Linked DNA regions of Mus musculus: all the other regions are linked to region 1. Evidence: chromatin loops called from intact Hi-C (ENCODE). Cell type or tissue: heart. All regions are shown on one strand. Links, peaks and the distances in the headings refer to the core of each region. The heading gives the core; the rest is flanking DNA. Region 1 overlaps Dcp1b (decapping mRNA 1B). Region 2 has its middle 31 kb from the start of Dcp1b. Region 3 has its middle 20 kb from the start of Cacna1c.

Evidence for each region. Hi-C counts contacts between places; a loop is a spot of excess contacts. Peaks named below come from ENCODE experiments on the same cell type or tissue, not always from the same donor. Only the 100,000 strongest peaks of a DNase experiment are listed, where the experiment ranks them.
Region 2: a loop joins it to region 1, with 2.0 times the contacts of the local background. A loop is called at or near these places in 3 of 42 quality-filtered maps.
Region 3: it touches region 1 in a loop (2.2-fold over the local background); 3 of 42 quality-filtered maps call a loop at or near these places.

What each region holds. Positions count from the first base shown.
Region 1 is chr6:119,188,320-119,199,041 of GRCm38, forward strand. Dcp1b (decapping mRNA 1B) reads left to right here. Exons shown (of 9, transcript NM_001033379.3): 4 at 10,609-10,675. It also overlaps a transcript of Cacna1c not described here. Among named protein-coding and RNA genes, the nearest start is that of Dcp1b, 18 kb to the left of the region's middle. In heart, for the core only: no CTCF peak of the experiment used is centred there; DNase peaks (open chromatin) are centred at 5,502, 6,482 and 8,312; H3K4me3 peaks cover 4,760 bases; H3K27ac peaks cover 5,708 bases; H3K27me3 peaks cover 723 bases.
Region 2 is chr6:119,139,097-119,149,818 of GRCm38, forward strand. It overlaps a transcript of Cacna1c not described here. Among named protein-coding and RNA genes, the nearest start is that of Dcp1b, 31 kb to the right of the region's middle. In heart, for the core only: a CTCF peak has its summit at 5,083 (motif pointing left); no DNase peak of the experiment used is centred there.
Region 3 is chr6:119,123,391-119,134,112 of GRCm38, forward strand. It overlaps a transcript of Cacna1c not described here. Among named protein-coding and RNA genes, the nearest start is that of Cacna1c, 20 kb to the left of the region's middle. In heart, for the core only: a CTCF peak has its summit at 6,448 (motif pointing right); a DNase peak (open chromatin) is centred at 9,111; H3K27ac peaks cover 750 bases.

The DNA.
Region 1 (10,722 bases), core at 1,373-9,372:
TTTTAAGTGTTGAAATGATAGTACCAAGATTTGGATTTGGGATTTTCCATTGTTTCTCAATTGGGCTAAGATCAAGTGCAAGTTTTAATTTTTTTCAGATTGGAGAGTTACAGATGAATGTCAGGTTGAATTACAGGTGAAGTCTATGAAAATATTCCAACAACAATAACAAAAACCTCTGAAAACTGAAGCATGCTGGCCCAAGCATTTCTCCTAAGGGACATGCGGTTCGCTGTCAGTGCAAAGCCAGTGTCGATTAGGAAACGGAAAAATAGATCTATACACTGAAAACTCCCCCTCCCCTCCCTCCCTCCCTCTGCTCCCTTCCTCCCTTGCCCCTTGCTCCCTTCTTCCTCCGCTCCTCTTACCCTCTCCCATGAACCTCGGGGCCTTGGGCATGGTGGACAAGCACTCACCCCAGGCCCCTGGTGAACTTTTTGCATTAATTGCCCAGTAATGTGAGTTATATGCTAGGGTTAGGAAGAGCAGGTGAGACCCATGTCTTCCTTATCATCTTCATTGACTCTTTGCCTTTTTTTGTCCAAAATTCACTTTTTAAATAGTTAATTTCTAGCAGAGATGCAATTTTCTGTAATTTTAAGTATTTTCTTGATGGCTATTACAAAGAATATACTTTAATTTATCCCAGAGCTTTAGCTAAATTGTGTAACACACACACACACAATCAGCAGTAAGAAAGTCAAGTTTACAGTAAAGGTTGGGCATAACTTGGAAGAAGCGTTGCTCACTCTCTAACGGTCTCTATGAGACCTTTGCTCTGCCGTTATCATACCATAAATCAGTAAGTTGCTTTGTAGGCATCAGTAATCAATTTCAAGTCTCTTGTGAACAGAGACTGTATCTTATATTTTAATTGCGTTCTGTGATTCTACATGGGCCTGGAAAACAAGTGGATCCAGATAAGAAATAGACACGCAGACTTAAAGTAATTCCCAAATCATTTGTATCCATTGCAGAATTGGGATGTGTGGGTGGGTGGGTGTGAGTGTGAGATAGGCCTAATGATTTTGTCTGGTGTTCTAATCTTCAATGTGCTTTAGACAAAGCTTTGAAGATATTCCGCATGGAGTGATTGCTCTATAATGGCCACAGGGTTGCCCAGCTTTCAGAAATTCTTCATATTCCTCACTTCGTGTCAAAGAGACAACCTTGCCTCCTACACTAATATAGAGCACTGAGCAAGGCTGAACTGTGTGGTCCCCTCACGGATTTGGTTTGGTTTTTGAGACAGGGTTTCCCTGTGTAGCCCTGATTGTTGTTGTGTAGGCCATGCTGGCCTCAAACTCACAGAGGTCCACCTGCCTCTGCATCTGCAATGGGAATTAGGCTTCTTAAGCCTTCTGGATTTCAATACGTTTACAGGAATAAAAGCCTTGCAGCTCAGCAGGTTCTGAAGCCGTGAGATTTGTTACCTCTAGCCCAAGCCGGGTGGTGGGTGGTGGCAGCACACACCTTCAATCCCAGCACTTGGGAGACTGAAGCCAGCCTGGTCTACAGAGGGAGTTCTAGGACAAGCAAGACTACACAGAGAGACCCTATCTTAAAAAATAAAAATAAGTAAAAGCAGCTGAAAGGTCAACAGGCAGGCTTAGGGAAACACTACAAAGGGAATGCGAGCCTTGGCACCACCAAGACAGCTGTGCTCACATTTTCCATCTTAGGATATTTGCTGCTATGTTGATATTCTCAAATGGTAAATTTTTAGTTTTTAGATGTATTTATTTTAATGTGTATGAATAGCTTGCCTGCATTCATGTGTACCATGTACATTCCTGGTGCCCATACAGGTCAGCAAAAGGTATTGGATCCTCTTGGAACTTGTACTGCAGGTAGTTGTGAACCACCATGTGGGTGCTGGGAACTGAACCTCTTCCTGTAAGAGCAACAAATGCTCTTCTCTCCAGCCATCTCGAGTAATAATTTGTAGCCCTTTTTGGGCCATAGAATCTGACTGCTATTTACCTCTCCCTCCCTCCCACCATCCTCCTCCCCCTCTTCCATGTACCAGGTATCATGTGTCATGTTTCACCCTCAGAATATCTGTGCACACCATTTTACAGACTTAACTTCTAGAGATGCTGTAGAGAGCTCTGAAGCCATCTAAGGCCAACACACACCTTTAAAGTAATGAGACGGCTGGAAGTCCTTGCATCAAACCTTGAAAGTGTTTTAGACAGAAACTTGATATTTGCAAGAATAAGAATAGCATGCTTATCTCTTCCAGATCTCTCTAGTAATATAAGATGCTCATGGGAAACTCAGCCAAAGCACAAATAATGTAGAGCAGGAGACAAAGACCTTGACATTTTGTGTTTGGTAAGAATAGGAACCTTACAAATCCAGGCTCTTACTGCATGTGGTGTGTGTGATTGCCGCCCTTGGTAACCTTCAAGGACTGTGGTGAACTTCTTAATAAAAGAAGTTCCCTTAAATCAAAACTCATGATTTGGTCAGAGAATCTCAGTTGTGTCTTTAAGCCACCATTTCCATTTCAGGGAGAGGCAGCCACTTCCTATGGCCCTGTGCACAAAGCTGATAGCCTTTAGTAAGTGACAAAGGATTGCACGCCTCCTTTGACTTAAGGGATGAACCTGTCACTTGGACCTTACATCCAGAGTCACCGCTCATTCAGTCAGGACTCTGCTCATGCTGAAAGGATCTAAACTCTAAAGGATACGATTTATGTAAAAACTGGCATTCTGTCAATTACAGAAAACTCCAGAAGATGTCAAGTAAGGCAATATTTCATTTTTTGAGTACTGGATGTCATAATTTTGGTTTCTATACATTGAGTTAAAACATCTGATAGCTCCGGAAACAGGTTCCTATCTGCACCCCACACCACCTGAGCAAGCCACACTGCTTATCCAGACACCCAGCCTAAGGACTCTGCACTTCCACTGTAGACTGTTAGGGGGACTCATTGGGGGGTAGGGGGAACTTACAGAATTTAATGGCTAGGTTACGTGTGTGTGTATACTCATGTATACACATGCTCACTCATGGAATAATATGGGATGCTTGGGTAAGAAAGAATCCATGAGCCGAAATCATCCGTCACAGCTAACCCCCAGCTACTGTGGAGTAACCTCTGTCAGGTGAAGCCACTTTGCTCCCCTCAGCCATGCAGATGTGTGGTTCTTGGCATACAAGGAAGTAAGCATTCACATAGGATGCTCTTTTGATTCATATGCTGCGTTTGTGGCTTGTGGTTGTACAATATTTTATATTTTGTTTTAGAGAGCCAAATTTGATATGATAAAAGCCTAAATCTTGGCAGAGAAAAACTGTCTTCCCAAACACTCTGCTCCGTGCTTTGTGGGAGAAGCATCCTTCAGTCTCCCTGCCTCGGCATTCAGAGAGTGGGCAGCATGGCTTCAGAGTGGTGGTGTACATTTTGCATTCTATTTTTATATTGCTTATTTTTGTTCAGGAATCACAAGATAATTTCAAGTAATCGTGTTCTGGAATCAAGGTTAACTGATTGCAGAAGGAATCTTGTGTTTGTTCTACAGTCTTAAGTGCTCAGGAGAAAGAAAACAAAGTGCCCACGAGTCATTGCGTCCACAATCCCAGTCCTCATCGCAGGACAGACCTGAAGCATGACCTAATTGGTTTCAACATAAAGGGCTTTGGGACATTCGGTATCTCCGGTGTCTCCGGTGTCCACGGTAGATAAAGGTCAGAATGACAGAGGTACAGAGCCTCTGATTCACTCTTCTTCTTCCTGGCTACATAGCCTCTGTGTCAAGCCTTAGAAGTGGTCCAGTAATCAGGTAGTTTCTAGTTCAACTGTTTCAGCAAAGCTGCCCTGTTATCATCAAACACCTCATCAGATCATGCAACTCAGATATGAGGAAGTGTGTGCCTTTGGGATTTTTGTTTTGAGGAGAACAATTTTTGACCTGTAGGAATATTGTTTTATGTTTCAGCTTTAAGCATCACAAACTCTAATTATGAGGTAAGACTTATTTCCCTTTGCTGATTCTCATTTGTAATAATAGCATTTCAGAGTGGTGTGGGAATAATTAAGATGACTTGGGTGGGTGTGAGCTCAGGGTTACTGTTACAGCACATGACTAGCATGCCAGTGTAGTGTTGTTTGCTATATCAAGGCCTACTGTTCATCTGTAAGGAAGAGAAGTATGTGCTTCGTCTCTCAGTTGCCAGGAGGAGAAGTCGTCAGGAAGCACGACAGTTGTACTCGTAACACACGTAAAGTCAGTACGTGTGCATCGGCCCAGTGCCACGTCAATAGAACTGTCGTCTCTGGAAACGCACATCGAACGGCAAGGTCCTGTCACTGTGACCTATACCTGAGAAGTGAAGTGCTTGAAGCAGAGTCACCTCTCAGCACAGTTAGAAGACTGCAGGGCCTTCTGAGGAACAGCTGCCTACTGGCTGGTAGAGCAGATCACTTGGCAGCGGACTCCAGCCTATCTGGTCCATGATGGTTAATTAAGCCGGAACGGATATTAGCCATGGTAAGGGTTATCGGTTGACTAAAGTCTTTGGCCAGTTTAACTCGGCAGACATTTGCTGAGTGACTGCACACGCAGCTCACTGCACTGCATTGTCGAAGCCCTCCAGGAGCTTGTGGTCTGACCCAGGGAACAGATGTGGAAATGCATAAGCAGGACTTTTATTTTAGCATAAAGATACACAAAAAGACTGGGTGCAAAGAAAACCATTGACAGTTTATCCTGGGAGCAGTGACGGTTAGGTTGTCAGGGATGAATAGGAGCCATAGGGAATGGATGGGTTAGGGAATCCACTTGATATTCGTGGCTCAGAGCTTGAAAATTATCAGCAAAATTATGAATAAAATGGAGACAGCCTTACGTGGTCAGCAAGGAAGAGTAAACCGTTCTATTTCTATTGCAGTTAATCTACGGTTTTCCCCGCATCTTCATTTCTTTGGGCATTTCTTTATGCTGCTGCACTTCTCAAAGTAACTTCCCCCTGAGAGAAGTACAAGGAGGTGGTCAGTGTTTGCTGACGACTCCGCTGCCCTTGAGGTGTCATCCCCCATTGAGGGGGGCAGAGATTCTGAGTGAGGAAGTCTCATGGCACATGTAACCCTGGTTATAAATGAAACTCTAAAAATTAAAACATCTTTTACTTTTAAAGTCATGGGTTCTTATGGATGGTTGAAAATGCATGCTAACTCAACTGAACATAACGCATTGGGTATAAGGTTTGTAACTATTCAGCTTTAATGGCCTCAACTCTCTGAGATGGTTCATTTGTTTGGAATGGGGAGTTTGTTTTCACTAGTCAGGGTTTCTGCTGTTGGCTGCCATGCTCAGTAGTGTTAGTTGCCGTTAAATAGCAACCGCTTCTCGTCTGCTGTGAACCTTCCAGTGTCCGAAGATCATGGGATCAGGACTGCTGATTTGTGAGTTGCAGTAAAACTATGTCATATGAAAAGAACCAGACCCAGAGACAGAGATAACAACTCCGGAGAGCTGTTCTGAGGCCGTGAAAAGGCTGTTTTACAAGACGTGTCCGTGTTTGGTCAGGAAAGCCAGAGCGGAAGGTGAATGAAAGAACATTACTTTAAAGGCATCGAAGAGCACACCAAAGGAAGCAGCGTCCAGTCCAGGCATTCCACATGGGCAGACGGATGGGGCTGACACAGGCCAGCCAGCCACCCGCCACAGCCGTGGTTTCCCATCTATGGAGCCAGGACAGAGCCCTCAGGTGCAACTCTAGGGGCTCCTGCTGTAAACACCACAGCTTATACAAGCCTCTTGGCCGGCCTCTCTGCCTCCTTCCCTTCCTCTCTCCCTCCCTCTCTCCCTTCCTCCTTCCCTCCTTTCCTACCTCCCTTAAACTCCCTTACATTCTTTATTCTGAAAACCCTGGCCTAAAAAAATACAAATCCCAGGTAATCCACAAAGTCAGACTCAAGGGCAGCACAGCCACCCAGTAAAAAGCAGCGCGGCGCAGGCTACGTCACAGAGCCCTGTCTCTGAGCAAAAGGGCTGGCACTTGTTGCCGAGGCTGCTGACCTGAGTTCAATCCCCTGAGTATACACTGTTGAAGGAGAGAGCTGACCCTGCTGGCTACCCTCTGACCTCCACGCACGTATACACAAATAAACAACACGTGGTACAAATCAAAGCAAGCCCAAACACAGACTGATTCCAGTCCCTAATAGCCAAGCTTAGAAGTCAAGTCAAACCATGTGAAAGGTGTTCTGAGACGTTGTGTCTCTAATTTAGAGGGCTGTGCCGGAGCATAGTTTAGAGAAAATCGGTAAAATCGGGGGGTGCTTTGACTGACTTCAGTCATGGAGCCTTATGTGGCCACAGAGCCCCACACACCTAGTGGCTGCAGCTCCTTCAAGGTTGTCTGTCTCCTGTAATGCAGATTAGGTCTTTGAGAAGTGTGGCTGCCATGGATGTGTGTGCCACCCGTCTCTAGGCAGCCTCAGCTTGCTCAGACACGCAGCCACTTGAACTGGGTAAACGGGACAGTAAATTAAACACTACTGGGTTTGAGCAAAGCCCACCAGATAGATGTTTACAGCAATTATACAGCCGGGTTAGAGATCATTATATCACTCATTTGAGAAAGACCAGGGCTGGGCAGTGGTGCCGCACGCTTTAGTCCCAGCACTTGGGAGGCAGAGGCAGGCAGATTTTTGAGTTTGAGGCCAGCTTGGTCTACAGAGACAGGACAGCCAGGGCTACACAGAGAAACCCTGTCTCATACAAACAAAAACAGAGAGAGAGAAAGACCAGAATGTAAGTGGGGTCTGAAGAGATTTAATTTTTTTGAGTCCTCCTCAAATACCCATCCAGGTTGCAGAGCTGATGTCAGCCAGGTTCCTAGTGACAAGAGGAGTGTTTCCAAAGGCAAGCTGATGGCTAGACCCTTAGACAGCAGCAGGTGAAGAAGGGAAAGAAGGAAAGAATGGAGGGAGAGAAGGAAGGATAGATGGAAGGAAGGAGGGAAAATCAGGGTGCCTCCAGGAGAGAAAGCATAATCAAGCCAGAGTTCCCACTTAACGTGCTCTCTTCATTCATTAACACATTTACATACGACTTGCTAACTGTATGGATAGGTTACACTTTCTTTTAAAATTTCGGCCCAAGTCCTTATTAAATAGTTTCAAGTTGAAAAATCCTTGGCATAAAACTAGGGAACAAATGGTAAGTATCTCTAAGGTCATATTAAATAGAAACATTTATTAGGAGCATAAACAGGATTGAGGGAGGGGTCCTGTGACAATTCATCCAAAATGAACTTTTGCACTCTACCAATGGAAGTCAGAGGTGCATTTAAGTGACATTGGTCCTGCCTCTGATGACCACTTACTTGGCCCATTTCAATCAAGTGTCAACTTGATTGGCTGTCAGGTTTCCCACGGAAGAAACTGAAGAAGACTTGCTGCCATTCCCTAGCAGTCAGCTCGCTCACACTCACCTGTAGATGCTCACAAACCCTAGATACGGAATTGAATATGGAAATACTGCTCCCCTGGTCTTTCTTAAGGAGTTGAAAGAACAACAGAAGACAGATATGTCACCATGGAAAGGCTGTTCTATGGAGAATGGTCCAAACATGGCATCATGGAAAGGACAGTGCCAGAACATTACAACCATGCAACGAGAAGTTCGGATTAAACACACGGGCTTGCATCACCATGCCAGAGCGTGTATCAGGGAACCTTCTAGGACCCTACTTTGTAGGGTAGCTCTCACCTCACTTGTCTTTTTCTCCACTCCTCTTTGGGTTTCTTACCTCCAGGAGAAATGTAGAAACAGTTGAGTTGAGCTTCATGTACCACCTTGCCCTTGAACTTCCTCTCTGTTTCCTCAGACGAGTGACTGGAGAGTGGCTGGTATGGGGGTGTGGATGGCTGAACAAAGGCCCGAATCATTGTGGCTTCCAGTTGGGTACCAACAACTGACTTCACAACTGAACAAGTATCCCACTTGTAATTTTTCCTTGTACTTTCTAAAAACTCACAAACGATCTCTGTGACCACATTTGAAGGCTGTAAAGTCTCATGTGGCCCTGTCACTCAGCTGTGAATCCGAGCTTCTGCTTTCAGATTTGGAATTCTGAAAGCACTCCTCCTTTCTTGGTTCTTCTCTGCTGCATCATCATTCTGACTTTGCTGCTGTGGTCAGACCTATGCGGAGACAAGCCCTTCCCCAGTGGAGCCCTTGGATGGAAATGTGAACCAAATGGCTTCTGTCAGCCTGTCAGTTCGTCACCTCCTGAAGGCTTGATGAGCTCTGGTCTTTGTATATCAGCACAGGCTGTCTGGCACAGCCTCTTGTGTGGAAGGGTGATAGGCCTGGTCAAGGTGGGGGCCTGGGCCCACGACACAGACGACTCGAGCTGGAATGTGTACTTCCGTGGATTCACGGTGCTGCTGATCTACAAAACTATTTTAAGGAGAGAAAGTGCAGGCCCAGTCCTCTATCTTGGTGCTCCTTTTAGTAGCCAGGAATGCTGGGAACTGTGTGCTTTCGCTGTCCCTCTCCCTGCCTATTTAAGCCTTATGTTCAAGCTAAATATTAACTAGATAAAAAGAGCTGTTTCAGATGATCCCGTGTGAATGTTAAAAACCATATTGCCTCATAGATAAATCTCCATGAGGTTCTAAATAACAATGGCAAACCCGTGTTTCTTCATTCTGCTTTAACACTTGAGAGTTTTCTCTTGTTTTTCTGCCCTGAACCTGTGTGTCAGCATCTCATGATAATGAAGATGTCAAAAGGCGCTTGTTCGTGCCAACAGCTCCTTGGCATCCGGCCCTTACAGAACTCGAGTTCCTTATGTCCGATGTCACACAGGAGGAAGAATGACACCCAAATGCTTGTTAGTGTAGTTTCCTGGTAAGACACCCAGTGGTGTCTGCCGCTGGGCTTCAGTGTCTGGTTGCACTATAGGTTCTTGACCTGCCATTTTGGAAAACTAAGTCTCCAAAGAAGGAAAGTTTTCACTGTGGTCGAATCGTCCAGAGCACCTATTGTGACTAAGACAAAACAAATCCAAAAAAAAAAACAAACAAACAAACAAAAAAACAACTCAGCCACACTTAGATTCTTCGCAGGGCTGAGTGCTGGCAATCCAGCCTGACCTTACAAGAACAGAGGCCAGGAGCCTGTGGGGAAGCAAGTGGGAAATGCCCTGAGATCCTAGATCCCACACACAGTAAGTCGGGATGCAAAGGTTCTGTTGGTGTGCAAGCACAGCGCTCACAGCACACCGGTTTGAGGACATTGATGTTCTCATTTTCCTTAGGTTTGTCAGAGCCCCTAGGATGGATGTGTGTATTTCTCTCTGAGAGAGTCACCAAGTTGAGAAAGCTTGGACCGTCATCTCCCTTTGCACTCTTCATGTGTAGGTGTCTGAGACCATGGTTCTGCATGCAGGGGCTGGAGAGGTGAACCAGAGGCGAGGAGCATTAAAAAATAAAGATTCTGCGTGCACTTGATGGGTACAAAATGAAGTTTTAAAGTCTCAGTGATGACTTTTGGCAAGTTGTTGGTTTGGATTCATAAAGTTTCTTTTTGATACCTGCTTAAAATAGCATTGAAAAGACATGTCCTGTACATTTGGCTATCCCTTAGTCCTATCCTGCGCCTTGGTGAGACGCGTGAGGAGAAAAAGATGTTGTGAGCCTGTCAGAGCTGTCTTCATGCACAACAGCTCCCTGCTTTGAAGGTCTAATTTGGTGTTTTCCTTTCAAATGCCTTTTGCTAATTTTCATTGCTCCGTCATAATATTGCTGTTGTTTTGAATGAAGTTTTGTTTAGTGCTCATGCAGTTCATGTGTTATTTATGTGATTATTTGCATATGTGACCAGGCCCTAAACTAGATACTCACAAATGTATCCTGCAACTGTCTTAACCCGTACTATAGATCTGATAGAGCTGGGTACACACTAAATTTAATAGACAGCTTACTTGGAAAATGGTTAAAATCAACCACAACGGTATTTTTTCCGTTCCTTGCTAAATGGTTACACCATCGTCACACCTAACCTTCCAACATTTGTAAATTTTCTGTACAGACATTTTAAAGTGAAATTGATTATTAAAATTATATTTTTCTAGTTTCCTATCCTAATAACTCATAGCCAGTTTTTCAGTTACCGTGTTCCTTGGAGAGGGAGAGGGAAGGAGGGTTCCAGGCATGAGATGAGCATCAGGTTCTGAATATTTAAGAATAAAGATGAAATGTGTTTGTGAGATGTGCAAATGGAACATAGAAACAATGACGTCTCAAAGCCAAGAAGTTTAGCATCCTGATCTCATTTTCAATCTGTAGCCGCTTGGTTATGAAGCGCTCACCAACTGCCTGTTGGGTAGAGGCAGGGAAGCAGGCTTCAGGGTGTAGGCCGCTCAGCAGCGCTTCTAACAGCACATGCTTTTCCTTTTGGCACGGGGTCTCATGTAGCCCTGGCTCTGACTCCAATGACTGCTTTCATCTATTTAATAATCACTCGAATGAATTCACTGTGACTGATTATTGCGGATTTTCCTGTAAGACGGAAAGGGGGTTCCCTTCCATTGTGTGCTTTGAGGATGCTTACGGCTTGTTGATGTGTTTTTCCCCAGTGTCCATTTATGGAATTTGGTTTTATGATAAGGAAGAGTGCCAGAGAATTGCAAAACTAATGAAAAAGTAAGTATTAAAAGGCCAATCGTGTCCTAGGAGCTGGCACTGTGGCT
Region 2 (10,722 bases), core at 1,778-9,777, 49 kb before region 1:
GTCAACATCCCACAGGAATTGTGTTCTAACAAACCTGTCTTCATGCTCAGCTCTCAACCTCCATCACTCCAAATCTAATATCAACCTCCTAAAACAATAGGGGACCTCTTGAAAGACCCTGCAAGCTCCCTGTCACCCAGAGGGCAATCCGAAGCTCTACCCACTTTCTAGTCTCACCCGTTCACCTTCTTCTTTCATCTCCCCTTCCCAACATCAACACTGATACTCCACCATCCCCCTCCTTTGCCAGACTATTGGATGGTTACCCTGCATTCATCTGCAGCCAGCAACTGTCCCCACCATCTGTGTCTTATAGGCCAACAAAAAGCCAGACCCTCTGTGAGGTCTCCCTACCTCCCCTAAAGCAGTTGATTTAGCCCTGGGAAGGACTGTGCATCTTCAACCATGAGAAAAACATGTTTCTTCCCTACTGTTTCCCTTGTCTGCATCTTCTCCTTTCTCCTGGCCAGAAAGTGAAAGTGTGCTCTGTGCACAGGACTGTGCCTCACACAGCAAAGGTGACTGATAAAGGCACAGGTCAAATAGTCAGACATTTATAGCCTGAACAAGACAAACGCAAAGCTGAGTGTTGGGCAATAGAGATAAGGCGTCAGCAGGAGGCATCACGTTTCGGGAATGTTTGCAGCCAAGCTTTGATTGGGGTGGTGAGAGTCCGAAAAGCATCCGAGTCATACGTCACAAGCTGGAACAGCATTCCAGAAAGATAAAAACAAAGGAAAGCAACATAGCTCAACACTTGGAGCTCTGGAGGCAGAAAGCAAAACAGAAGCATTTTGGGAGACTAATAGCTGACTGGTTCCAACAAGAAGCTCTACTGCTCCATCCTGCAGATGGCAGGGAACACGGGACCATTGTCCCCATATTCACAGGCACAGCATCTGTGCCACTTGCTGTATTGGTCAAACTCTTGGTTACTGGGGCAAGCACCTGAGGAGACAAGTTAAGAGGAAGGAACATTTATTCTAGTGGAGGGTCTCAGAGGCGTTAGCCCGTGGTCCTCTAGCCCTGTCACTTTGGCCCTAAGGTGAGGCTGAGCATCACAGAAGCAAACGCATGCACAGAGGGGGCTGGTCACTACGTGATGGTCAGGAACCAGAGACAGAACACCTGGCCTCCCACGCTTCTTCCTTAAGCTTCATGGGAGACCCTGCCTATGGGATGGTACCTCCTACATTTAATACTAGTCTTCCCACCCCAATCCCCCAGTTAATCCTCTCTGGAAACACCCTCGAAGGTACTCCCCCCCCCCAGGTGTGTTTTACTAATTGCCTAAACTTCTCAGTTCAGTGAAGTTGGCAGTCAAGGTCAACCTTCATAAATCTGCCCTTTGGCAACTCAACACCTCAACACAACTCCTTATATCGTACGTCATCCCCCAAGTAAAGACAACGACTAAGTCACAATTTTGCATGACGTGACCATTATAAATACAAGCATAAGTGTACAACTTCCATCTCCAGAAGTCTTGGCAGTTTTCGTCGTGTTCAAATATCCAAATCCAAAACGTCTTGAGGCTCAGAGCAAACTCTTAGCTATGAATCTCTTTTTTAAAAAAGAAAAACCACAAAACAATTCATATACTGCCAAGTCAATGACACCAAAGAAACATTGCCACACCAAAAGAGATGAATAGGAAAATAGTAAGGAAAGATTAGACCAACTCAAGACCCAAACCCAGCAGGGCAATCAGTAAACCCTGTAGCTCCACCAAGCTGGCCTTGTACCGGCACCAAAGGACTAGGTGACCTCCACCCTGTGTGGCCTTGCCACTTGCAGCCCACATGCCTTACTCCTGCTCAGCAGTTACAGTCTTCCTCAGGTCATACACCTTGCTCTCAGCATCTCTAATCCCCCGCAGTTACTTCTAGTTGCTTCGATAAAACACCATGACCAAAAGCAGTTTATGGAATAAATAGTATTATGATTTGGCTTATGGCTCCAGAGGGAGAGTCCATAACAGGAGGGGAGGCTTGAAAGCAGATTGCCAGAGCAGGAAGCTGACAGATAACATCTGCAACTGAGGCCAAAAAGTGGAGAGCATACTAGGACTGGGGAAGGCTATAAACGCCCAAATCTGGCTCCTGGAGATGTACTTCTTCTAGCCAGGCTCCATGTCCTAAACATCCAATAGCATCTGAACAGCACTATCAACTGGGGACCAAGTGTCAAATACCATGGGGGTCATTTTCCCTAAAAACACCACAGTTTTCAACTCTAACTTAGGCCCCATCCTCATAGCTTCACACATCTGCTCTCTTGGGGGCTGTCTGCAAGAATTCTAACCCTGCCACACATTTTTAGACACCCCACCCCACCCCCAGACATTCTAAGTAGAACCCTCCATGACCCTGTAACTCTTGTGTTCTTCATGTCTACAAAGCTAGCATCACACAGATGATGCTATCAACTATTCAGGGAGCTCTTGGGCTATTAGCCTCAGACCAGGACTGCATCTTTGGCCTCCCTTGTTTGGAGCTTCTAGTTTCTTTTTTTTTTTTTTAAGATTTATTTATTTGTTATATGTAAGTACATTGTAGCTGTCTTCAGACACTCCAGAAGAGGGAGTCAGATCTCGTTACGGATGGTTGTGAGCCACCATGTGGTTGCTGGGATTTGAACTCTGGACCTTCGGAAGAGCAGTCGGGTGCTCTAACCCACTGAGCCATCTCACCAGCCCTCTAGTTTCTTAGATTGAGAAGCTAACAGATTCTTTGGCTCCCCAGCATGCGAGGTATCTGTATTGTATTATCCAGCTTTTAATTATGTAAGCCAATCTAATAAACACAGAGACAGACAGACAGACAGACAGACAGACAGACAGTCTGTTCCTCTGGAGAACCCTAACTAACACACTTGCTGACCTGATGTTGGCTTGGGATGGGACAGGAGATCAGCTGGCACTGCCTCAGCTTTGCTGAGGTACCTCTTAAATCAGCTTCTCCAGATGGTGCAAGAAACATAGAGCCGTGGAACAGGTTTCTATGTGGTTGATGGTCCGTTTTCCTTTCTGAATTTAAATAAGGACTAATTATTCCTATCAAAGTAGATCTCCCTCTTTTTGATACAGCCACAGAACAAAAAAAAAAGCATGCAGGGAATATAGGTTAGAAGGTATGATTTGGATATGGAATACTCAGCATAACCCTTTTGGGCAATGCTAGATGCTTTAAGAGAACAAGGAGGCATTTTCAGGACGCTGGGGATATGACCTTGAAAGCACTGATGGCACCCTAGCCTCTTCCTCTTCACTTTCTTACCACGAGAGCATGTTCTACCACATACTCCAGCCACTATGTGATGCCACAAAGCAATGGGATCAATTAATATTCGATCAATTGAACACAAACTACAACCTCAAAATGGTGAGTCCAGTGTTCTCGACTGATTATCTCAGGCAGTTGTTGTTGATAGCAACAAAGAGCTGACTAGTCAGTCCAGTATTACAGCAGCTGAGTCTGTATCCCTCTTCTAAGGATGTTGTGGATAGGATAATGCCTGGACAGAGATGGCTCCATGGATAAGTGAAGGTTGGGAGATCAGCCACGTGCACTTTCCTCACAATGAGCCTCCTGGTGCCTGGATAGGCCACTTATCACTCCGACATAGTGCTCACAATGTAGTCAATTAAAAGACCTCAACAAATACACCCTGATTGATTGAGTCTGTTTCCTTTGAGCCAAGAGAAGGAAACATGAACTCAGCATCTCTCCAGTCCCTGCCACAAAGCCTCGCAAACTTCTGTGCTGGGTACCAAGAAAAGGCCTTGGCTGTTGCCTACTCTGACCTCTTCATCCACTCTGGAAAGATCAACCAGGGTAGAAACCCATGTTTCCTGCCCCATCCCAGTGCTCTCTCTCTCTCCCAAATACCCACCTGACACTGTGACAGAATCTGTAATCAAGGTGACACCGAGCCAGCAGTAGTAGTGACAAGGACTGGGCTTGTAAAGAAGGGCTGGGTGGATGTGTGCCTTGTCAGCCTTGGGCAGTGTACACTGACCAAACTGAGTCTACAGGGATGCCTAGAAGCAGGGTACCCTACAGAGCGAGAAAGAGACAAAGAGAGACAGACAGAGTCAGAGGGGGGGGGAGAGGAGAGAGGAAGGGGAGAGACAGAGACACAGACACAGAAACAGACATAGACAAAGAGACAGACAGGCAGGCAGAGACAGAGTCAAAGAGACAGAGAGAGGAAGGAGAGGAGGGGGAGAGTGAGGGAGAGGAAGAAAAGAAGGAAAAAAAGAAGAGAAGAGGAATGAGGGAGGGAGGAGAGGAAGGAAGAGAGAGGAGGGGCAAGTGAGGAAAGTAGAAGAGAGAGAGAGAGAGAGAGAAGCCATGAGGAATTGCTCCCTCAGCAGGTAGAGATCCCTCCTGAGAAGATCTTAAACTCTAATTTCTATTCTGTGTCCATACATTTCATTTTACAGGAGACGTGGTGTTAAAGAACTAGAAAGTGACCAAAAAAAAAGAAAAGAAAAAGAAAAAAACATGAAAGTCTTGTTGCCAGAACTGAGCCTGTCCCCAGCATGGAACTGAGGATACAGGGAAGGAAAGACTTGCTGCGCCGTGATCTAACCCTGCAGCTCCCATCCCAGGATTTCCTCGGTGGTAGAAGTAGGAGCCACTGAATGAGGTGTGGGTTTGAAAGATGACTCAGACATACATTAACCTGCAGAACACTAGATGCAGTGCACTGCCAAAAGAGGGGCTATTCATCAGCCTGATCGCTTTCTTCCTTCTTTTCCACAGTAGACCAAGAACAGGTAATCATTTTGAGTCTCGGTACAAAATGAAACTTTAAGACTCCTTGTTCAAACTATACTAAGCATTTCCAGACTTGGGTATCAGGGTGTGAACCCAATGTGAAGCCCTTCTTAGAGGGGACTATACAAGCTACAAGCACAGGGTAGTCCCTACCTTCCAGAGCATCCTCTTTTTATGCTAGGTAAAATGGATGTTTTATTTTTAGGTACTCGCTATGAGCTGAATGTGTTCCCAAAAATTGATGCATTGGAAAGTTAATCCTCCAAATGTGCCCGTGGAGCGCTTAGGTCTTGAAAGTGACACCCCCTGGTGGACTAAGGTCACAGTGAGAATCGATGTAGAGTAGCTTTGCACTCTCTTGTCTTAGTACCTTCTGAGATGTGATGCACCTACTGTACCTACCCCAGCCTATGGCACCATAAAGTTGGATTTTCTTTGGCTCCCAGGACTGTAAGAATAAATTTATATTCTTTGTAAACTACCTAGTAGGTACCTAGTCTTGTACCTACCGACAATTATATTGTAGCAGCACAAAAGAGCCAAAAGGTGAACCTGCCTGTACACAAGTCCAGACTGCTACACATGCAAAGTCTCCAAGTGACCCTGAGCAAGGCATAGAAGCACTCTGATCCTCATCTGGCACAACTGTGGTACAGAAATGATGACATAGAAAATGTATACAAGTTGCGCTGGGTGGCACAGGCATAGAATCTCAGCAGCGGAAGCTGGGGCAGGAGAATCACATTCTTTAAGGTCTATCTGGGCTACAGAGTGGGTTCAGGGTCAGTCTGGTCTTTTCATGTTTTAAAATCTTCCCATTAACTAAAATTCTACCTTTTTTTTTTAAGTAGAAAAAGCAGGGCCTGTGCACGTAGCTGGGTCTTAGCACTACTTGCCTTCGTTTCAATCATCAATATTGAAAAATAGATTTACACAAAGCCACTGACATGAAGCACATAAAAATCAGCCTTACCGGCTGCTATAGTAGCTAGAGTGGATAAAGAAATGCCCCGGAAGCCTGTCGGTGACCACTAAACAAGGTCTCCATAGGTGATCTGGTCCAAGGGACTGCTCTGCAAAAAGCTTGTGTATGACCCAAGAACTCACTCGTGGCCAGAGTAGAAATTACTAGTTGGCAAATTGAGGTTCCACATGGGGAAGACTTTTCTGTTGTGCCATCTGCGGAAAGAAGCTAATGAGTTCTCCATTTGCAAGGGCATCCAAGGAGGCTGAGCCACCACCTTGTCAATATGCAGAGCAAATTTATGTATTAGGCAGATGGCTCTCAAGTTTTTTCCCACCCTGAGACTCTATAGATTCTGTGTAGTTTCAGGGCTTCTATTCTGTAGCTACAGTGACTAATTTTATTCCTTCCATGGCCCTCCACCAAATCAGCCTTCTGTCTTCCCTCCTTTCCTGCTCCACCACTCCACTACAGCCAAGCATAGAGCCAGGCTCAGGAAGCCCGAGGTTTTCTTCTGTCACACCCTGTGCAGTCCACCTGTGCCTGGTGCTCAAACCTCCTTCTCTCATCCTCACCTCAGGAAACCTAGTCTGCTTAGCAGATTCATTAAGGAAGGAACTCGCACTGCGGTGTCGTGCAGAGACAGACAACCCTGGCACCTGTGGCAGCCCCTGTGGCTCGTGACCCTGGGTGTTTAATCTCTCTGGGTTTCACTGGTGTAGCAGCTGAAAGATCTGGATAATGTCAGGGACTGATTTATGAGGTTATTCTAAGGACATTCGCTGGTGGGTTTCTAGTCTTGTATTTTGTTTGTCTTTTAGTGTGTGTTTGGGGGGGGGTAATTGGGAGAGCCCTGAAAAAAATCCTACTCCCTTTATATTGTGTCCAAAACTATTGTGAAGCTTGCCCTCCGCGTTTGCATCACGATGCTTCTTGGTAAACAACAGGAAGAGAACCTTGCAAAAGTGTGTCTTCTCTCTGCAAAGTGTAAGGAGTACGGGGCAAACAAATGTGGGCTGGAAGGTGGCTCTGTGAGGGGAAAGTGCTCGCTCTGAAATGTGAGGGCCTGAGCTTAGATACCCGGGATCCACACGGTCTGATGTACCTGTAATACCCACCATCCTATGGTGAGGTGAGATGTAGAGACAGAGAATCCTGGAGCCTCACAGACCAGCTGGCCTGGAAAACAGAACCTAAAATACAAAGAGACTTTCAAACAGTGGGAGGTGAGGACTGACAACCCAGGTTGTCCTTTGATCTCTGCATACAAGCCAAAGCACACAAAGACCTGCATTCATACACGTCATACCCGCACAACAAAGAAAACTATTTTAAAGATTTTTTTAAAGAAAAAGAAACTTAAAACCACCCTACCATTTACATCTTAGAGATGTCATTATATGGTAAATGATAAACACACTTAAGGTACATATTTCCTATCAAATAATATTTAGCACATCATGAGTACTATATACTAGCCTGTGAGAAAACCAAGTGAATTTCTCTGACCTCCAGCTGGCATGGCCTCTGTTTTTCCCTTTCCTGTGCCCACCATTCCATTCCATACCACCCAGGGCCTTGGAAGACACACACACAGTGACTAGAGAATCACCCAGTTTGGCTTCTGATTCCCACCCCCAGAAGTAGGTCATTGGGGGCGGGCCTTGTCATTTTATATCCTGATCCACTTCCTGTTCATTTTCTGCACCCTCACTGGAGACACGATGTGATCAGATGCTCTATCACTCCTGAGGCCATGCCTTCCCCATCTTGGCGAAATATATCCCCTGTAACTGTAAGCCAGAGTAAATCCTTCCTTCCTTTCACCGCTTGTCTTGTGGGTTTTGTCTTTGCAGCAACAAGACAAATAACTAGCATACCCAAACATTATGTTGAGAGGAAATCTCCATTGTTTTTACTAAGATAGTTCTATTTCAGCATAAATTTTAATGCTATATTTTAAAAGTCATATTTACCATATAGTAAGTTCAATTGTCTGCCAATCAGTCCAACTAAACTATTTTCTTCTCTAATCAGTTAAATCATGCTCAATATAGAAACAATGTCTATAACATCAGCCACTGATGTGTGCAATGCCTATGCTTGGTGCTATACAGGGTATTATCCTTCAACTTTATCCCAGCTTCCTTCTCTTAGCAGTGATATACTGGCACCAGCTTATACTAGCTTGTGAGAGAACACTTAAATTTTCAGAACTTCTGTGAGCCAGAACAAAAACGAAATTATACCAACTTAAAATCAATTGATTTACTTTAGGAATATAAGATAGAACTACTCAAAATTTCATCACTTGCTATTTCACTGCATCTTAGCATCATCTCTGTTCTCGGAAGTACTTATATCTTTTGTATCTATAGTTGGTTAAATAATCCTGTGTTGCTGCAAATGTCTTCCACGCTCACTGATGAACGCACTAGCATTATGAGATCAAGTAATAGCAAGGATAGATACAAGGGCAGCAAGCTTGGGCCAGTGAGAACACTTAATGGGTAAAGGCTTTTACCACTAATCCTGGTTACCAACACTGAGTTAGATTCATGGAGTCCATATGAGGGAGAGAGAGGACCAGTTTCTGAAAGCTACCTTCTGATCTCCACTCACATGCTGTGCTGTGTGTGTTACATCCTCCTACACACATAAATACATAATAAATGTAAAAACCAGCTTTCTTAGGTTGCCTGGCTACCTGGTTTCTTATGCCCCAAGGTCACTAGACTTCTTGATCAGTTTCTCCAGAGTCTTACTTTTCTGTACCACCAACCCATCTGGATTCTTGGCATTTTGTATCCCCTTATGTCCAGATAGGACCTTCCCCTTCCCACTCCATAGGTCAGGAAGCATCTCCATGATTTCACGCCCCTGATCTGCCAATCACATGCCCCTATGCCACCAGCTAGGGTCCACTCCTTTCTATACCATAGGCTGCCCAGATCTTCTGATATCCCATCTTACTGCACCATGAGTTTGGTTTTACTCCTTCCTATCTGTGATGGTTTGTACATGCTTGGCCCAGGGAGTGGCACTATTAGAGGGTGTGGCCCTGTTGGAGTAGGTTTGTCACTGTGGCTTTAAGACCCTCACCCTAGCTGCCTGGGAGTCAGAATTCTGCTAGCAGCCTTCAGATGAAGATGTAGAACTCTCAGCTCTTCCTGCACCATGCCTGCCTATATGCTGCCATGTTCCTGCCTTGATGATAATAGGCTGAACCTCTGAACTTGTAAGCCAGCCCCAATTAAATGTTGTCCATTTAAGAGTTGCCTTGGTCATGGTGTCTGTTCACAGCAGTAAAACCCTAACTAAGACACCATCCCACAAGGTTTTTAATTCCTTGGGGACTCATTCCTCATTCTGCTAAAGTAACCTGAAGTGGAAATTTCTGAGGTTTTTTTTTTGCTTGTTTTTGTTTTTGTTTTTGTTTTTTTTTTTTTTTTTTTTGAGACTCACTGTGTCATGTTTTGCTGGAAATTTTCTTATGAGAGGATGTTTTGCTGAGAACAGACACATGGTGTTTTTTCTGGAAGTTGCCTGGGCAAAGGGCATGTGATATTTTGCTAGAGTGGATGCTTGAGAGAACCCAAGATGTTTGGAAAGGGTATAAATATAACCCAACAGGCAGTAGATGACACTGTGGTATTGGTTCACCTTGCCACTCTTTGCTGATCATTGTCATGACTTCATACAGAGAAATGAATCAAAGAACTTCTGGCAGTGTTCCATTGGCTTCTTGCTGCTTCCTCGGACTTGGGCCAATTGACAGTCTCAAGATTTCTTCTGGATTGAATTGCCTTTGCTGATTTCTGAATGGTGTTTGCGAGTGGATCTAGATACTGCTACTGATTTGTGTGCACTGAACTGCTGATATCTTGACAGTGCAGATTGGATTAGCTCCAAAGAACTAATTCTAAAAGAGCCAACATCTTCCTTTCCTATACTAACCTTTCCTTTCCACTACCTCTGGTGGGTGGTGGACTAGGAGAGAGGTTAAAACATTTATGTACCCTTATTAAACTAGGTTTTGAGAACTATAAACATATAGCATTACTCCCTAGGCCTTCCAACTCTAAACATGACTTTCAGGAATCTTATACTCCTAAACTTCAGTTGATCAGAGCCTTTTCAAGGTAGTATATGTAGGTGGAAAAGTCATCTGGCGGCAGAGAACAGGACAAATGAGTGCTGTACCATCCTGTGACTAGTGACTATTATCACAAATAGTAGTTGATTATTAAAAGGAGACTAAGTATAGGACTCACATCCCTCAAATATCGATCTTATAAAGAAAAACAATGTTTCAACCCTCTTACCACTTTTCCTCCTGAATATTATATATAACTACAGTAAAGGAAGAAAGAAAGAGAGAAAGGGAGAAAGAGAAAGAAAGAAAGAAAGAAAGAAAGAAAGAAAGAAAGAAAGGAAGGAAGGAAGGAAGGAAGGAAGGAAGGAAGGAAGGAAGGAAGAAAGAAAGAAAGAAAGAAAGAAAGAAAGAAAGAAAGAAAGAAAGAAAAGAAAAGAAAAAAGAGAATGGAAGAAAGGATAACGGAAAAAAACACACTCAACTACTCATGATAGTCAAGTCCTAGCATAGGAAAAAAAATAGCATAAAAAGCCACAACAACCTAGCCCCTTCAAAAATGTCTAATCCTATAGTCATGGACCTCAATGAAAATGATCTGAAAGAAACTCTAGACCAAATTCATAAAAATTATTATAACTACATTCAAATAACTTGAGGAAGATATGAATATACCTCAAAAGAATAACAAAAACAAAAAGCTGAATAAATGAGGAAGTGAATCAAAGATGTGAAAGTAGAATCCAATAAAGAGACAGCACTAGTAAAGAAAACCAAACTGAAATGAAACTCTAAATGAAAAACTCAGTAAATCTAAACAAAACTCTCAGTAGAAAACTTCATGAATGGAATAGATAGTGTGAGAACAGTATCTGAGGTGG
Region 3 (10,722 bases), core at 1,490-9,489, 65 kb before region 1:
TTTGATAAGACACACACAAACACACACACACATATACATGCATGCACACCCATATGCACACATACATACATACACATGCACACACATATGCACACATATATATCACATACATACATACATATTATATACATGCACATGCATATGCACACGTGCGCACACACACATGTGCGTGTGCAATCTACCTATAAGGATGATTCTGTGTTCTAGTGTGTTAGTATAGTCTCACTGAAATTTAAGCTCATAAGCTCACACAGGAGCAGTGGAAGCTATAGACCGAGGAAGGAGACTGATCTGACCCTGAGTAAAACCTACAAACACAGGGAGTTCCTCAATTCCCAGTGCTCAGTGAAGCTGCAGACAAGAGACCAGTGCTGACCCAGAGTAGTATCTGACCCTCAGATGAAGGCCAAAGACATACCTCTTGCCCTAAATATCAACGCCACAGAAAAAACTAACTCACAACTCCACTACAGCTTAGCCTTCTCCTGAACATTGTAAATGCCTCCACTCAAAGAAGAAAAGATACTTGAACTTAAAAATAAAAATAAAAAATATGAAAGGAAAGGAAAGGAAAGGAAAGGAAAGGAAAGGAAAGGAAAGGAAAGGAAAGAAATGAAGGAAGGGGACTCAACTGACAACTAGGTTCAGATGTACAAGTCTTAGCATAGAAACAAAAAAAAAAAGAAAATCCAAGATAACATGTCCTTCCCCAAAATTATCAATCCCAGAGAAATGGCCCTTAATGAGAGCAAATTGGAAGAACTTCCAGATAAAAATTTTAAAAACCATAATTATAATTATGTTCAAACAATGTAAAGATGTGAGCTCACAGCAAGAGCACAAAGACCAAGAGCTGGATGAAATGGGGACATCAGTCCAAACATGAAGAGAGAACCGCTGAGGGGAACCTGACCTGAAATGCACTGGGAGAGATGCTGTGCTCCACAAACAAAACCACGGGCTCAGTGGTAAGCTGCGCCAGGAAAACGGACCATGTGGGAAAAGGGTAACATGGCTAGAACACAAGTTAGAGCAATTAGTAAAAAGTGTATGACATCAGCTCTGAGACACCATGAAAAGATCAGATCTTCAAGTTATAGGCACAGAAGAAGAAGAAGAAGAGAAGAAGAAGACTGCCACACCAGGGGCATAGAATATATTTTCAATAAATCCTAGAAGAAAATTTCTCAAACCTAATTAAAAAAAAGAGAGAGAGAGATTATCCAGATACAAGAAGCATGAAGAATACCAAAATCAGAGGACCAGGAGAGAAAATTCTCCACAACAAATTATAGTTAAAACACCAAAAATGCAAGCTAAAGAATGAAAATTGAAGACTGCAATAGAGAATGGTCTCATCACCTCTAAAGGCAAACCACTAGAGTAACTAACACCTGATTGGTTGGGGGTTTTTTTGTTTGTTTTGTTTGTTTGTTTGTTTGTTTGGACAGAAACTTCTAAAACTATATGGGTCTCGAAAGATATATTCCAAGCCCTGAAAGGCCACAACTGCCAAACCAGACTATTATAGCCAGCACAACTATCTGTTAAAATAGAAAGAGAAATAAAAATGTTCCATGATAAAAACAGACTAAGAGAATTCATGGCCAGTAAGCCAGATCCATGGAAGGTAGTAGAAGCATAGTTTCATCAGGAGACGAGGATAATTAGAACAAAGCTGTCACAGAGATAAATAAACAATACTGGGATAACTAATGCCACAAAATCAATAAAATGACAGGAATCAATATTCATCTTTCAGTAATAACTCTGAATAGTAATGGTCCCCTCAAGGATGAGGGAGGGTTGAGTGGAAAGGGGTTGGAGGAAGAGCTAGGAGAAAGGGTTGTTAACACTAAAGATATTTGCAAAGTCTATATGGAACTTACTAGTTTATATGGGGATACGCTACACAGAGGATAATGTTCCTCTTAAAACCCAGAGGTTAACGAATAAAAAACTCAGTGCTAGGTGTGGGATAGATACACCCTACTCAAATGTTAGTAAGGAATGTCCTGGAGGCTCCAAAGGCAATACGGGATATTGCTATTGCTTTTTGTTGCCCAAAAGAACTCAATTGTAAGATTCAATTACTGATGATACCACACACTTTATCACAGAACATGGAGAAATCAAGTTGGTAATGACCAGAAATCTTAATCTAAAATAGTTAACTTTCATTGTACTAACTGTTGGGGGGGGGGTAGGGGGAAAGGCAGTCATGAACAATTTGACCTACCAGGTGTAACGCAATATGCCATAGGTGCAGTAGTAGCATGAATGTTAAGTAGGTAGTAACCAACTGCTTTCTGATTGGACTTAAGGCCCACCTACCACAGAAGGAAATGCATACCTAGGACTGTAAATCTGGCCAAGAACCCATTGTTTGGGGAGCTCATAGGCTCCATGGAAGGACCAACTGCTATCATTTTGCTAAACAGACCTTGTATCAAACTGCCCTCTAAATTTATATCTCTATACTCATACATGAAGGCAGGTCGTGGACCTCATGAAAGAAGTATCTCTTTGCAATGCATAGCAGACACTCAATGCAGAGAATAAGTGTCTGTGAAATGATCTGCTATAAGTTGGACGTCTATATCACAACACCCCCAAAGTTCAGGGACCATTACAGGAGACGGTGATAGAAAGATTATAAGAGCCAGAGGCTGGCAAGAACCAGAGTAAAATGGTGTCTTCAGGATACGACAAGACTGATGGGCTCGTAGCAGCTGTGGTTGCCTGCACAAGACCCATACAAGATCAAGCCAGTAAAAACTCCATCACAGAGAGGGAATAGGCTCATGACACCCTCACACTTCTATCTGAGGAGCTATTGGTGGTTGATAGCTTCTAGGGAGGGAGAATCAGTTTTCTTTAATGGTGTGGCCCTTAGTGCATCAACTGTACCACAGGGGACAGACCCTACAAATGAGGATGTAAGCAGCATAGCCTTGGTCCTGAAGTCAACAGTCAATGCTGAGATGTGTAGCTGATCCAAGAGCCAAGATGGAGTGCTCAGTCTTAAGTGAGACACCTTTCTCAACCCCTCTTCCCCACCATCATCATGGTATAAAGAATACGCTGGGAGAGGAGACAGAAAGAAAGATCCAGGTGGTGGAAAGAATGCTGTGAAGTGTAAACTTCTAGTGTTGACAGGGCTACTGCACTCAGGAATCCACACGAGCTGGGATTGCCATCATTCGACCTACACCAGATCGAGACAGCAAAAATTCCGGCATAGATGGAGGAGGTGCTCTCTAGGCCTCACCCCTTGTTGAAGAGTTATTGGCAATTGATACTTGCCGGAGGAGGGAGAATCATTCCTATAGTTTTCTATTTTAATGTACATCACTGGTAAGTTTTTCATGCTCCAGTAGATGCCAATATCCATACACATATACGCAGCACTAATTAGACTTAGTGGGTTATAGTAAAAATATGACAGCTTGGGGGAGGACAATGTTGAAAGTGAAAACAATGGTAGGTGGATATGCTTATGTCTTATTGCATACATACATGAAGTATTCAAGAATAAAGAAAAATAATATTTAAAAAGAAATGTCTGGGAATGAGGGAAGCATACCTCTAGGTGTGTCCATGTTGAGTTTCTAGGGACTAGTAGATCATAAGAACTCTGAATTGCCTAGCCAATGCATTGCTTCTCGAAAGCCACCATTACAAGGAGGTAGGTAAAGGGACAAGGTGGAGGAAGGGCGTTACCAGAGGCCTTTCCTTGGGGATCATGGATCTTCCTGTGCCCTTCTGCTATCCTTCTCTTTGTTTCCCATCTCTCAAGAAGAGAATAACAGGGCTAGCGCTGTGGCTCAGTAGGTAAAGGTACTTGCTACCAAGCCTGAGGTCATGAACTCTGTCCTTAGGACTCACATGGTAGAAGAAGGGAACTAAGTCATCTAGATTACTCTCTGACTTACAACCCCCCCCACACACACACACACTTTTAAAATGCAATTTTAAAGTGAACAGTAGCCTCCACCACACAGACCTGCTGCTATTGGTGATGCACCACGAGGAACCAAGCCTATCTGTTCTGAATCCTCTGAAATTATGAATTTTTCTGTCAGAAAAAGAATGTAGATCTTGATGGGAGGGGAGATGGGGAGAAACTGGGAAGAGTTCAGGGAAGGAAAGTCATAATTACAATGTTTTATATGAAAAAAATATTTTCAGTAAAGCAAAAATAAATAAAAAAAAACCGTTCTGCCAGACACTTAGTCCTGGAGACAAGAAAAACTACATGTTTAGAAACAACACAGACTTCAACAATAGCATCTCCCAGCTCTGTGCTATGGATCTAGTGGAGCATAATCAGGCGCTAAAGAGATCCGTCTCTGCTGGCATCCTGGTCAGAAGCAGTTCCATCCCTACGCAAAGCCGAGAATCCCGCCCCCGTCTCAGGAGAGCCACGTCTGCACTGGAATCAATGTTCTCCCCCATTACACGTCCAGAGGACCTAGGCCATCTTGCTGTAACCCAATGCCATGCTTTTGAACAATTTCAAGACTGGGTTGGGTCAGAGGTACTCTAACCTCCAGCTAACTCTGAAATACCACGCGAATTTCTGTCAGTGACAGCAGGCTCGGGCACTAGAATTCTACTGCCCTATGTTGCCGTGTGCAAGAGATTAACATTCCTCGCCAGCCTACTCAACAAGAAGGTCTTTCTCCTCTCTCCCTTTAAGGAGCTTGAGGAGGTAAGACTATACCACAACTGACAGATAACCACATCTCATGATAGGATGGGTCATTGGCAGACCTGTATCTGCTCCTGCCTACAGCACGGCCCAGGGCTCTTGGCCCTTCAGCTGATAGAACTTTGCCCAGGATAAACAAGTGCCCTGCCCATAAACAAAGCTACAAATGCTGTGTGCTGCAAGCCCTCAGGACACACATACCAGAATTTTTTAGAACTAGCAGGAAAGGGGTTAACTGCCTTGAGCACCCTCTTGCTTCCTGTGAGAGCCTTTCCCTAGCATGACTGCCACCCAACAACACCTGGGGTCATGCTGTACTAATCCCTGCTGTCTGTAGGCCACATAATGCTTCTAGGGACATCTCTTCCTTGGAGCAGACGGGACAACAAAGGATTGCCTGATAATGATTGGTGGCATCACTCTCCTCCAGTATTTGTTCTTCAAAGGTCCAGAGGAAGAGAGGAGCAAAACCTAACTAGCTATTCATATGTCCTATAGAGCTGGAGGCAGGGCAGCACCTTTAAAACATGCCATTCTTATCCTACCAACCAGCTAACTGCAATGGGACTTCTGAAAGGCCTGGAGTAGAGCGCCCTGTCCCTCGCTGTCAGCTCTCCCATGCAGCTCCATTGTCTCCACAGGTGAGAGGCGTTGCGAACCAGGACTGCGCGTCATTGCACGAGCTTTCTACATAGCCCAGCACTGTTCCTGCCACAGCGTGGTTGGCTGCAGACAACCACAGGGCAGCACTTTAAATTGAGAACTTGGAGCTTTGGGAGCTAGAAGAGCCCTTGAGAACCATCCTAACTCCATCCTGTTTACCAACAAAGAAAACAAACTCCAACGGATGTTCAAATAAATGACTCCTGAGACAGCCAAATTAAAAACAGAGTCTGCCTCCTCCCCTAAAGCCATAGCGTTCCCCACCCCAAGAGGGAAAAAAGGCTTAAATCACAGCCAAGGAGATTTAGAATGGGGATGGAGAACTCGCTGGCAATAAAGATGATTAAATACTAGAACAGACAGCCATAGGGAATTTTGAAACCTTCCTCCCTGGAGACCTGTTAAAATAGGACAGTTAACCATCTGCCTGAGATGATTTAAGTACGGGCCTGCCTTGGGAGGTAGGAAAACAAGGAGCCAATTCGCTCACCTGCCATGTTCTGGCTTCTATAATCACACCTGGGTGTAGATGCATATGCTATGGGGATCCCAGGTTAAATCTGGTTGCGTCCCCACTAGGGCTCATCTGAGTCCATTCTGGGGAGAAGGCAGGAGGAGGCCACAGAGCCCTCTCTGGCTGAGATGGGAAGGTACCTGCAATGGGAGACTCTGCGCTGGACCTTCTGGTAGAGGGAAAGGAATTGAATGTAAATGTCTATTTCTCACCGGCCAGGGACCTTTTGTAACACTTTGCTTCCCAACCCCCTAGCATGTGACAACAGACAGCAGCTATTGTAGGCAGATTAAAGGACTCTACTAAACATAGGCACACCATATCTTGCTTCAGTGTTCAATGGCAAAGCTTAGCACGAAGTAGGAGTCAAAAAAACAGCTTCCCCCGTCTATTTTTTAAATTCAGAATATCTCCGGCCAAGTGAAAATTTCAGAGAGACAGCTCATTCTCGGGACTTTAAAGCTGGACACTAGAGCAACAAGGGACAGCCACTAGCATCCTAGACTGGGCAGAGGAAAACTCTGCCCCCTGGGGTAAGTAGGTCTCCATCCACCAGCAGGGGGAGCACCCACCAAGAGGACCATGCTTCCTCTCCTAGGTAGCACACAGGATTATGAGTTCCATAATGACATTTTCATTCACATACATCACTGTACCCTGCCCATATTCGCCCTCAGTCCTCTGTCTCTCCTCCAGTTCTTCCAACTGGAATCAGCATCCCTTCACTTTCACGGCCTCTCTAAATCTAAAATATCCCTCTTCCCCTTCCTACCCTCTCTCTTGGGCCCTTTCCTCACCCCTCACAGTTCTCAAAATTCCTCCTCAGAGTCCATTGTACTTTCCTGTCGTATGCATGTGTTCATATGTATATGTATATGTGTGCATTTAAATATGTATTTTAGCGTATGACAAACATGATACTTGTCTGAGTCTGGCCTGTTTCCCTTAGCATGATGATCTCTAGCTTCAGCCACTAGGAAGACCCCTCCATGCTCCTTTGCATGTTCCTAAATCTCCTTTGCCATCAAGTTGGATGAAGTTGTCCACATTCTATACCTTGCAAATTTTTATACATGGAATTTAAAACTCCTGACTACGTGGCTCTCTGCTTTGACCGTCAAAGCTTCCTCCCCAGGCCCAACACTCAGGGTGGAATCGAGGGTCTGGTTCATGCGGGACAAGCACTCTACCACCGTGCTATGTCCTAGCAGCAGCCGTGGATTCTTTGAGGACAGGGACAGTCGTCAAACACTGCATGTCCAGAAACTGACTCATGGGAAGCACTTGGGAAATATTTGTTGATAAGTGGGTAGATGAATGGGTGAGTGCAAGACTATGGACTTGAATAAAACTAGGAAATGCTATTTCCCAACTAATCAGAAGCTGGCCCAGCAAACCATACTGACCCCACTGTGCTTATGTGTTTGGGGGTTTACCCTGAAGGAATGAAAAAATAGAGGAGCATTACAGTATGCATATGTACTATACGATACAGTGTACTATAATATACTATATCAGCTTTCTCTGCTGTCCTCATCTTGTCCCCAGGCCTGGCCTTTCCACCTTTAGATGTTGACAGCAGCCCACGATTGTCGGCTCCTTTCAAGTTTTTCCTGTGGTTTTCATTGGCTCTCAAGCATAACACACAGGAAGTGTTCCTTCTCTGCCAGATACCAGGGAGACACAGCAGGGACATACATAGCCTTTGATGTGAACCTTAACTTTGTCACTTACAGGATATGTGGGTTTAGGCAGATCGAGAAGCCTGTCCCTGCACCATCATCCATGCAACAAGAATACAGCTGGAAACAGGCTGAGCTTGGGAGGCCCTGCTCACACATCCCTCAGGATCCTCTCAGTGGAGGACTGGGGACCCAACCACACCAGGTAGCAAGACTCCCTCAAAAGAGAGTGTGGGCACATTACCATACCAGACGAGTACTCCTGACCAGGGCCGTGGAGTTTTCAGAAACGCTACCACCCACACCTGAAGCTTCAACCCAGCTTGACGAGGCTGGGGAAATGGCTCTGTTGGCAACGTGCCTGCAGCAGCGGCATGAGCACCTTGAGTTAGATCCCTAAACACCCACACAGAAGCTGGGTTTGGGTCTGTAAGTTTAGCACCAGGACGCAGAAATGGGAGCATCCCCTGAGATCGCTGTGCAGCCAGTCCAGCCAGTCAGTAATCTTCCAGGTTCATCAGGGGGCCCTGTCTCAAAAATACAGTGGAGAGCAATCCAGGAAGAAACCTAATGCCAACCTCTGACCTTCATATACACATGTATCTTAATACACACGTATGTACATACATTACACTCATGAACACATGCACACACACACACAAAATAAAAAATAAAAAAATAGGAAGAAAAGAGAATCAGCTGACCAGGCTGGTAAACCTTCCTTATTCACCAAAATGCACCCCAAAGAGATCTAAGCCCTTGTGGGTGTACTTTGTAGAATGAGAGATACTCCCTTCCTGACTTGTATTTCCAACACAGGGGCTTTAGAAATTGTTCAATCCGACTGAATTCTATAAATATTGCTGATATGAAAAGCCACATTCACATTGTCTACTTCAAAATCCAGGCCCGAGATGGCAGCATCACCTCAGGGATACGGACCAGGGAGAAACTGTGGCACAGCTATTTACACTGGGCCCCCGTGTTCTGAGCCATTCGTCCATAACTCAGAGGACGCGACAAGGTCGCTAATAAACACTACTGAACTGTGTCTCGGGTTCTGCATAAAAAATATTGCAGCCCCAGTGAACACCAAACAAGTGTAATGGATTGGTTTAATTCACGTCTGGACACCCACAAACACAGTCTCCTGACAACATTGCTGCTTCCAGCCAGCTTTTACACCTGTCATTCATTCTGAAACATCAACTGTCCTCGCTCCAACTCCAGTGACAGTGAGAGGCGATGGAAGCAAAAGCAGATGCTAATTTCATCCTCAAATCTTTTTGTTAAGAGCAAAAGAGGCCGTTCTTAACATGCTCATCTTAAAGCATGCAGATGAGCCTCCAGGCTGGCTATGCCAGACTCCCTGGGTCACTCAGAAAGCAGTGGGTGGCAGGGAAATTACTGCTCAGGCAAGTGCGCGTCTTTGGCACTGAGGCTGACATACCATACTGTTGTGTGCACGTGTGTAAAATCTAAAAGGGAACTAATGTAAGCAGAGGTGGAGGGTGTTTAGGATTGAAGAGTTTTCCCCAGGTTGCACCCAGAATAGTTTTGTGATCCAAGCTGGCAGTTCCTACCAAGGTCACCTGGGTCAGCCCTGCTTGGCTTGGTAGCTTGAGGAGTTTCAAGTGGGAGCATATGGTCACATCATTCGTTCCAAGTCACACATAGATACACATGAGGACACACGCATACTACACCACACACATGCCACATATGCACACACCATATACCTTACATGTTAAGTATTCATACAACCTACTCACTCCACTTAATGTACATGGAACACACATACCACCACATAATACAACATGCATACCACACACATACACATTACATGCCACACATTCCATATGCACGTAAAGATAACACATGCACACATCACACACAAATACTGGATGCAAAACACACACATACTACACAAGCCTATATGTGTATGATTTACCCCACACATTGCATACATCCCCCCCCCAGACACACACACACACACACGCATACAGAGTATACTACATTTTTGTCCCTATATGGAGAGATGGCACAGATGATCATCACATGTTCATAGGTGGGTTGAGCAGAAACAGCTCCTGCTGCTCTCTCACTCCTGTAAAACAGCTGTTCCTGCAGAAGCCGGGATTCTCCAAGCATCTTGAAAAAGACTCTGCGGAATCTGGAGAACTCTTTACAAAAACTTGGAAATCAAAAGTCTTCAGAAGAAGCTAGCGAGCTATTTACTCCAAAACTAGCATCCACATACTTCTTTCTGTATACTGAAATCTACTAATCCACTATCAGAACCAGGCCGCCATCTCAGTCGTAAATGCCTCTGGACTCCCTAGGCTATAATACGGGTCATAAGGCAGTCTTCTCTGGAGGAAATTAGACATCCCATTGTTGGGAGCATTTTCATGGTATTTCTGGCTAAGGAAACTCAGAGATGGTCGTGGACAGATGAACAGCAGGCCTCTGTGTCCTTTTGTCACAGCTCACAAACAATATCTCGGGAGCAACTCTCATTGGGTACGCTCTGGGAAGGTCTAGGGCCACTGTTGTCCTTCCTCAGACTGGGCTGTATCTGGGGAGCTTAGATTCCCTCAAACACAAAGAAAAAAATATAAAATCCAGGAAGAGAGGATACAGCAGACCTTTGTCTTATGACCTAATGTGGTTTTAGAGTCCCCATTCTGTTGCTGGCTCTCCAGCTTCCATTGCCTTCCCCTGGTCTCTACCTGCTTGATTCCTTCTGCCTCAGTGAGGTTACCCTAGTGCAAGTCTGTCCCCACCGCATCGGTCAGCCCTTCAGCACTGCGGATGATGACCACATATCTTTGGTCATCAGGTGCCTGGTTGAGGTCCTGACCCTTCTATGCAACTCTGCCCTTCTGGGGCCTATGCCTGGACTCTAGAAAGATGAGCACAAATAAACCCACCAGCAAGACAGACACCTTCCACTAGAGCCACAGAGCTGGGACCCAGGCTCTGTATGTAAGCCAACTGTAGCCCCGGCAGGCCACATGTGGGGAAACCAGGAATCATACCTTCCCAATGAGGGTCAGAAGGTCAGCACGTCTGATAAGTGTGGCTTAGAAGTATGCTGTTGGCAAAATTATCCATGAAGTGTTTGGTTTATGAGAGTAAGAATAATT